2 separate regions of the Homo sapiens genome follow, and region 1 is linked to region 2. A link is a loop called in an ENCODE intact Hi-C map of the cell type or tissue named here. Cell type or tissue: A673. All regions are shown on one strand. Links, peaks and the distances in the headings refer to the core of each region. The heading gives the core; the rest is flanking DNA.

What was found. Hi-C counts contacts between places; a loop is a spot of excess contacts. Peaks named below come from ENCODE experiments on the same cell type or tissue, not always from the same donor. Only the 100,000 strongest peaks of a DNase experiment are listed, where the experiment ranks them.
Region 1: a loop joins it to region 2, with 2.0 times the contacts of the local background. A loop is called at or near these places in 1 of 110 quality-filtered maps.

The regions. Positions count from the first base shown.
Region 1 is chr13:36,814,046-36,816,965 of GRCh38, forward strand. It overlaps LOC124903158 (a long non-coding RNA gene), which reads right to left. Exons shown (of 2, transcript XR_007063760.1): 2 at 1,626-2,096. Among named protein-coding and RNA genes, the nearest start is that of RFXAP, 3.7 kb to the right of the region's middle. In A673, for the core only: a CTCF peak has its summit at 1,173; a DNase peak (open chromatin) is centred at 656; H3K27ac peaks cover 353 bases.
Region 2 is chr13:36,572,578-36,575,497 of GRCh38, forward strand. No RefSeq gene overlaps it. Among named protein-coding and RNA genes, the nearest start is that of SERTM1, 100 kb to the right of the region's middle. In A673, for the core only: no CTCF peak of the experiment used is centred there; a DNase peak (open chromatin) is centred at 1,184; H3K4me3 peaks cover 990 bases; H3K27ac peaks cover 1,886 bases.

The sequences.
Region 1 (2,920 bases), core at 151-2,650, 240 kb after region 2:
CAATAAAAAGGAACAAACTACTGATATAAGAAACAAAGTAAATGAATTTCAAAAACATTATGCTAAATAAAAGAAGCCAGGTGCAAAAGACCATATATTACATGATTACACTGATATGAAACTGTTACAGTAGGTACTTAGTCAGACGTGAACAAGGCAGGAGAGTGTCCCCCTTAGGAGGGCAACCATCAGAAGATCATGGTCAGGCAGTGGTTAAACTGCTTCTCTAAAGTAATAATTTGTCGCAGCCCGCGCCAGGGAAAGGCAGTCTCCCTATAGATAGAAACACCTAAAATTGGTGATCAGCAGCTTCCCAATAAGATCTCAGGAGTTGGCCAAGTGGCTCAAGCATGCACACTAAGAGACAAAATGGCAGAGTTTAAGTGGTATATGACCTTCCTCTAGAAACACTCAACTGGTAAGGGAAGAATGCCTCAAGTGAACATGTGCACAGTTTTGGTAAACACACTGCACATGCGGCCCCTACCAAGCGCTGGCAGGCCACTGTGCATGCGGACAGCCCACCCCAAGGGAAGAATCAGGGGAGAAGGGACACAACTCCCTGGAAGCATGCCAACAGATAAAACCCCAAGTCAAAGTCAAACCACGCACTAGATCTCTCAAGTCACCCGCTTGGCCTTCTTCCAAGTGTACTTCACTTCCTTTCTTTCCTGCTCTAAGGCATTTAAATGAACTTTCACTCCCGCTCAAAAACTTGGCTCAGTCTCTCACTCTGCCTTAGGCCCCTCGGTCAAATTCTTTCTTGTAAGGAGGTAAGAATTGAGGTCACTGCAGACCGGTACGGATTCATTGCTCCTAACAAAATGTCTAGAAAAGGCAAATCTATGGAGACAAAGATTAGTGGATTCCTGGGGCTGGAAGTAGGAGCAGGGATTGACTGAGAATGGATAATAAGGGTCTTTTGTGGAGAGATGGAAATGTTCTAAAACCTTTTTGTAAAAATGATTGCAACTCTACAAATTTACTAAAAATCTTTAAATTGTATACTTACAATAAGTGGACTTTATGGTGTGTAAATTTGTCTTAGTTCATCTTCTGTCACTGTAATAGAATACCACACACTGGGTAATTTACAAAGAACAGAAGTTTATGTGGCTCACAGTTCAAGTGGCTGAAAAGTCCAAGAGCACAGCTCTGGCATCTGATCAGGGTAATACCAAAGTTGAAGGGCAGAGGGCAGAAGCAAGCATAGACAGAGTATATGACACTGAATTTATCTGTTTATCAGGAGCCCACTCCTGTGATAACTAAGCCATAACGGCATTAATCCATTCATGAGGGCTAACCACCTCTTAAAGGCCCCACTTACTAATACTGTTAACAATGGCAATTGTTTCCAACACATTAACTTTTGAGGGACATGTTCAAACCGCAGCAAAATCATACCTCAAAAAAAAGTAGGTTTATTTTTTAAGCTTACTGCCACTTATTGAACACCATAACAGGTATTTGTACTAAGATTTAAATAATACTGCTCCGAGTAATATGCTGGTAAAAAAAATTTTTAACCAGTTAACTGATGGCTGGAAATGAAACAAAACTTTTCTCCCACCTGCTTAGGTTTCTTGCCTGGGAGCTTGTAAATTAAACTCACAAAAGATAGATTAGTAAAAGAAAAGGGTTTATTTACAAGAACTACATGTACATAGGAGGGCTCAGAGATGAGTTACTGAAATGGATGGTTAGAATTTGAGGCTTATATACCTAAATTAGTAAGGAAAGGGAAGACGGAGTAAATGTTCCTATGGGATGAACAAATAGGTTCCTTTAGGAAAAACAAATGTGGTTTTAGGAGAACAAATGAGCAATAAGGCATTTTGTGATAATATATGTTTATGTAGGTTTTCTGAACTCATGGTCATGGGGTATTTATGGTAGATTTACTCTTGGTCTCTCTCCTGGTAGTAGCTTTCCTCAAGAGGGAATTTATGATGGTCTTCATTTATCAGAAGTTTCAGCTTCTAGTCAGATAAAGGAAGCTCTGAGAAGGCTTCTTTCTGTATCAATTGAATCTCAAGTGTCTTCAGCTTAAAATAATCTTTATGCCAATTCTGGGGTTCTGGGTGTGTCACTACCTGAGATAAAGAATATTAGCACGTGATTCACAAACATTGATAAAATATACAATACTCAATACTGTAAATTCTATACATCCATAACTTCAAGGTGACTTGACTTCTTATGAAAATCACTATCAGTTTTTATGAATTCACCAACAACAGTGTCCCAAATTCAAAATAAGAATAAATGCAGCCAGACGAGGTGGCTCACGCCTGTAATCCCAGCACTTTGGGAGGCTGAAGTGGGCAGATCGCTTGAGGTCAGGAGTTCGAGACCAGCCTGGCCAACACGGTGAAACCCCGTCTCTACTAAAAATTCAAAAATTAGCCGGGCGTGGTGGCGGGTGCCTGTAATCCCAGCTACTCAGGAGGCTGAGGCAGGAGAATCACTTGAACCCAGGAGGCAGAGGTTGCAGTCAGCCAAGACCATGTCACTGCATTCCAGCCTGGGCAACAAGAGTGAAACTCTGTCTCCAAAAAAAAAAAAAAAAAGAATAAATGCTTGACTATTCACAATAGCAAAGACATGGAAGCAACCTAAATGCCCATCAATGGTAGACTAAATAAAGAAAATATGATACATATACACCATGAAATACTATGCAGCCACAAAAAGGAATGATACCATGTCCTTCACAGCGACATGGATGGAGTTGGAAGCCATTAACCTCAGCAAACTAACACAGAAACAGAAAACCAAACGCCACATCTTCTCACTGATAAGTGAGAGCTGAACGATAAAAACACATGGACACAATGGGGAACAACACACACTGGGGCCTGTTAAAGGTGGGTGTGGGGGAGGGAGAGCATCAGGAAGAATAGCTGATGAATGCTGG
Region 2 (2,920 bases), core at 222-2,721:
AGAACTTGTTACTGGAGATTAAGTATTTATTTTAACATCTAAAAGGAAAACTTTTAATATGCCTCTCAAGGTATTCTTTGATTTGGAAGCTAGCAAAAGAAAATGGAAGAGTTTTATTGGCAAAAGAGCCAGGACGAACTTGCAAACATAGTTTGAACAAGATTTTGTACCTATGGACATGTGATCTCCACACTCAGTGAACATGAGAGATTAGTGCTACAGAAGGGCATGGAGTTCTAGCGACGAAGGTCATGGGCTCTATAGTCAGACCTGCGGCATTCAAATCCCATTTCTACGGGTAGGAGCCATTTGTGTCCCTGGGCATGTTTATTAAACCTAAGTGTCAGTTTCATTATTTGGAAATTTGGGATAATAGTGGTGCTTACCACACAAGATTGTCATGAGCATGAGATTAGATAAGCAATATAAATAAATCAGTACCCAGCGTATAATAAGCACTCAAGAGATATTAGCCTTTTTTATTATTCAACTATGAGCAATAGGAAAATTATAAAATAAGAGATAACTTCAAATAAGTTAACATGTTATGTTCTGTGCATTTTATATATCTCTGTTTAGGAATGGAAAAGCAATTTCCCTCTGCCACCGTAAATAAGTGTTAACCAAATATTTAAAGGCTATAGGTTTTTAAAGGCACCCAATTGTTAGCCTTCTTAGGGTACACATTTGTCTCAGTCCAACCTTGCATGCACTAAATATGGTTCACTGAAAGAATAAATAAATATTAAAGAAAGCTTATCTACAAGGAAAATAACCTGCCAAGACAAAACATACTTCTGAACAACTTTGTACTTTAAATCAACTTGTCCTCTAGCCAGCAGGTCATGCCATTTTGTCCACCAGAAATAACTAAAACTCCCCCAAAACAGTTCCATGTTGTAGATAAATATTTTTTCACTTCGATTCTCACCTGTTTACGGTAAAGAATCTTTTTGGACCCAGGGTTCCCAGCCAAGGTAATCCAGAGACAGCTATTTATTTGTTCTGACCTCTTGAAAGATCAGTTGAGAGTTGAGGACAACGTTTATAAGACTCGAACAGAAAAAGAAACAAATTAGACCTGATTATTACATTTCCTGTAATATGATGCCCATGTCATCCTGGGGCTGATTCAAGGAAACCCAGGCTTGTTTTAAAAGACTGGAGGACCGGGATGGGTTAAAGCACACTTTGGCACCACTTGGCTGTGTGATCTTATACCAGTAACAAACTCTGAGTTTCAACAGTCCACCTGTCAATCCTGGATAGCAATTTTAACTTGCATGTTTAGTGTGAGGTTTAACTAAGATAATTATGCATGAAAGTGTTGCGGAAACTGTAAAGCTCTTGTAAGTGTCTGTTACTCTTGGAGAGAAAACAGTTCTCTGTTCCTTTTCTCTCATCTTCCAACTCCCATACTCACACATACACACAAACATACTTGCTCCAAACTTTGTCAAGGCCATAAACACCTTCATTACCACCCACTGGTGCACAAGTTGCATTGTATACCTATAGGCAACACCACCAGCCCTGAGACCTGCATGCCAACAATTGACTCATGCATGTAGTTATAGTCAGCAAAATTCTGATGGCAAATAGAACTTAATGCCGTTACTGAAGATAAGATATTTTAATTTCTAAAATGGAAAACTTTCAATATACCTCCCAGGGTTCTCTTTGATTCAGAAGCTAGCCAAGGAAATTGGAAGAGAGTTTTACTAGCAAAAGAACCAAAAATAACTTGTAAATATATTTTGAACAAGACTTTCAATCTATAATCATGTGATCTCTACACTTAGGGCTCCAGAAGACCTGATCTTCTGCCACCATTAGAGCAGCCAGAAGCCAAGACTGATACACACGAAGAAGGAACTGGGCCCAACCCCAGTTATCCTGATCAAAATTTCCAGTATAAAAAGAAATCTGGCTCTTGAATGTTTTGTTTTTGGTTTTGATTATTTTGAAAAGGATTGTGCCTGTCACCAGTCTTACTTCCAAGGCACTGCCCAATAATGTACAATCCAGAGAACTAATAATGGATTGGGTTCCAAAGTATCTATTTTATTAATCTGGGGAATATCCTCATAACCTCCAAAAGAAGACTTCTGAGAAAAACGTAGAAGACATGGCTTGAGACCTAGAGTTGCACTGGGGCTTCCTACTTTCTTCCATACCAAATGGAAAACCCCGATGCTCATAGGGCAGGCATGGTCTATCATCCAGGGACAATGGCTGCCAGCATAGTTGTATAAGGATCGCATGGACACACTGTGCTTTCCACATGGGGCAAGGCAACATGGGAGAACCCAACTTTCCCACCAGGAAGGTACATGCTTTGGGTTATTTTTCCAGAAAGGAATGAATATGAGTTATGGCTAATCCATCTCCACTCTCTTCCCTGACACCTCTATGGGCAAGGACATTGGCAGGATAAATGCTAGGACCATGGCTACAATCGATGATCATGGGACAAAAGCCCAGAGAAGCCCACTGCTTGATCACCTTGAATTACAGGAACAGCAATTACAGGTTTTGAGACTGTATTTAAGCCCCCTTTATTGCATGTAAATATTTGAAAACAAAATCTTTTCAGTTTTAAATTCAAATTTCCTCTTTTTGCTTGAAGGTGATGTATTGGTCAGGGTTTTCAGAGAAATAGAACCAATAGGATGTGACTGATTGATTATTTGTTATAAGGAATTGGTCCACAGGATGATTATAAATGTTGTTAAGTCTCAAGATCTGCAGAGTGAGTCAGCAAGCTGGAGATCTAGGAGAACTGATGGTTTAATTCCAATGTAAATCCAAAAGTCTAAGAGCTGCCAGCCAAGAGGAGTTCTCTCTTACTTGGGGGAGGGTCAGCCTTTTTGTTCTATTCAGGTCTTTAAATCATTGGATGAGACCCACCTCCATGAGG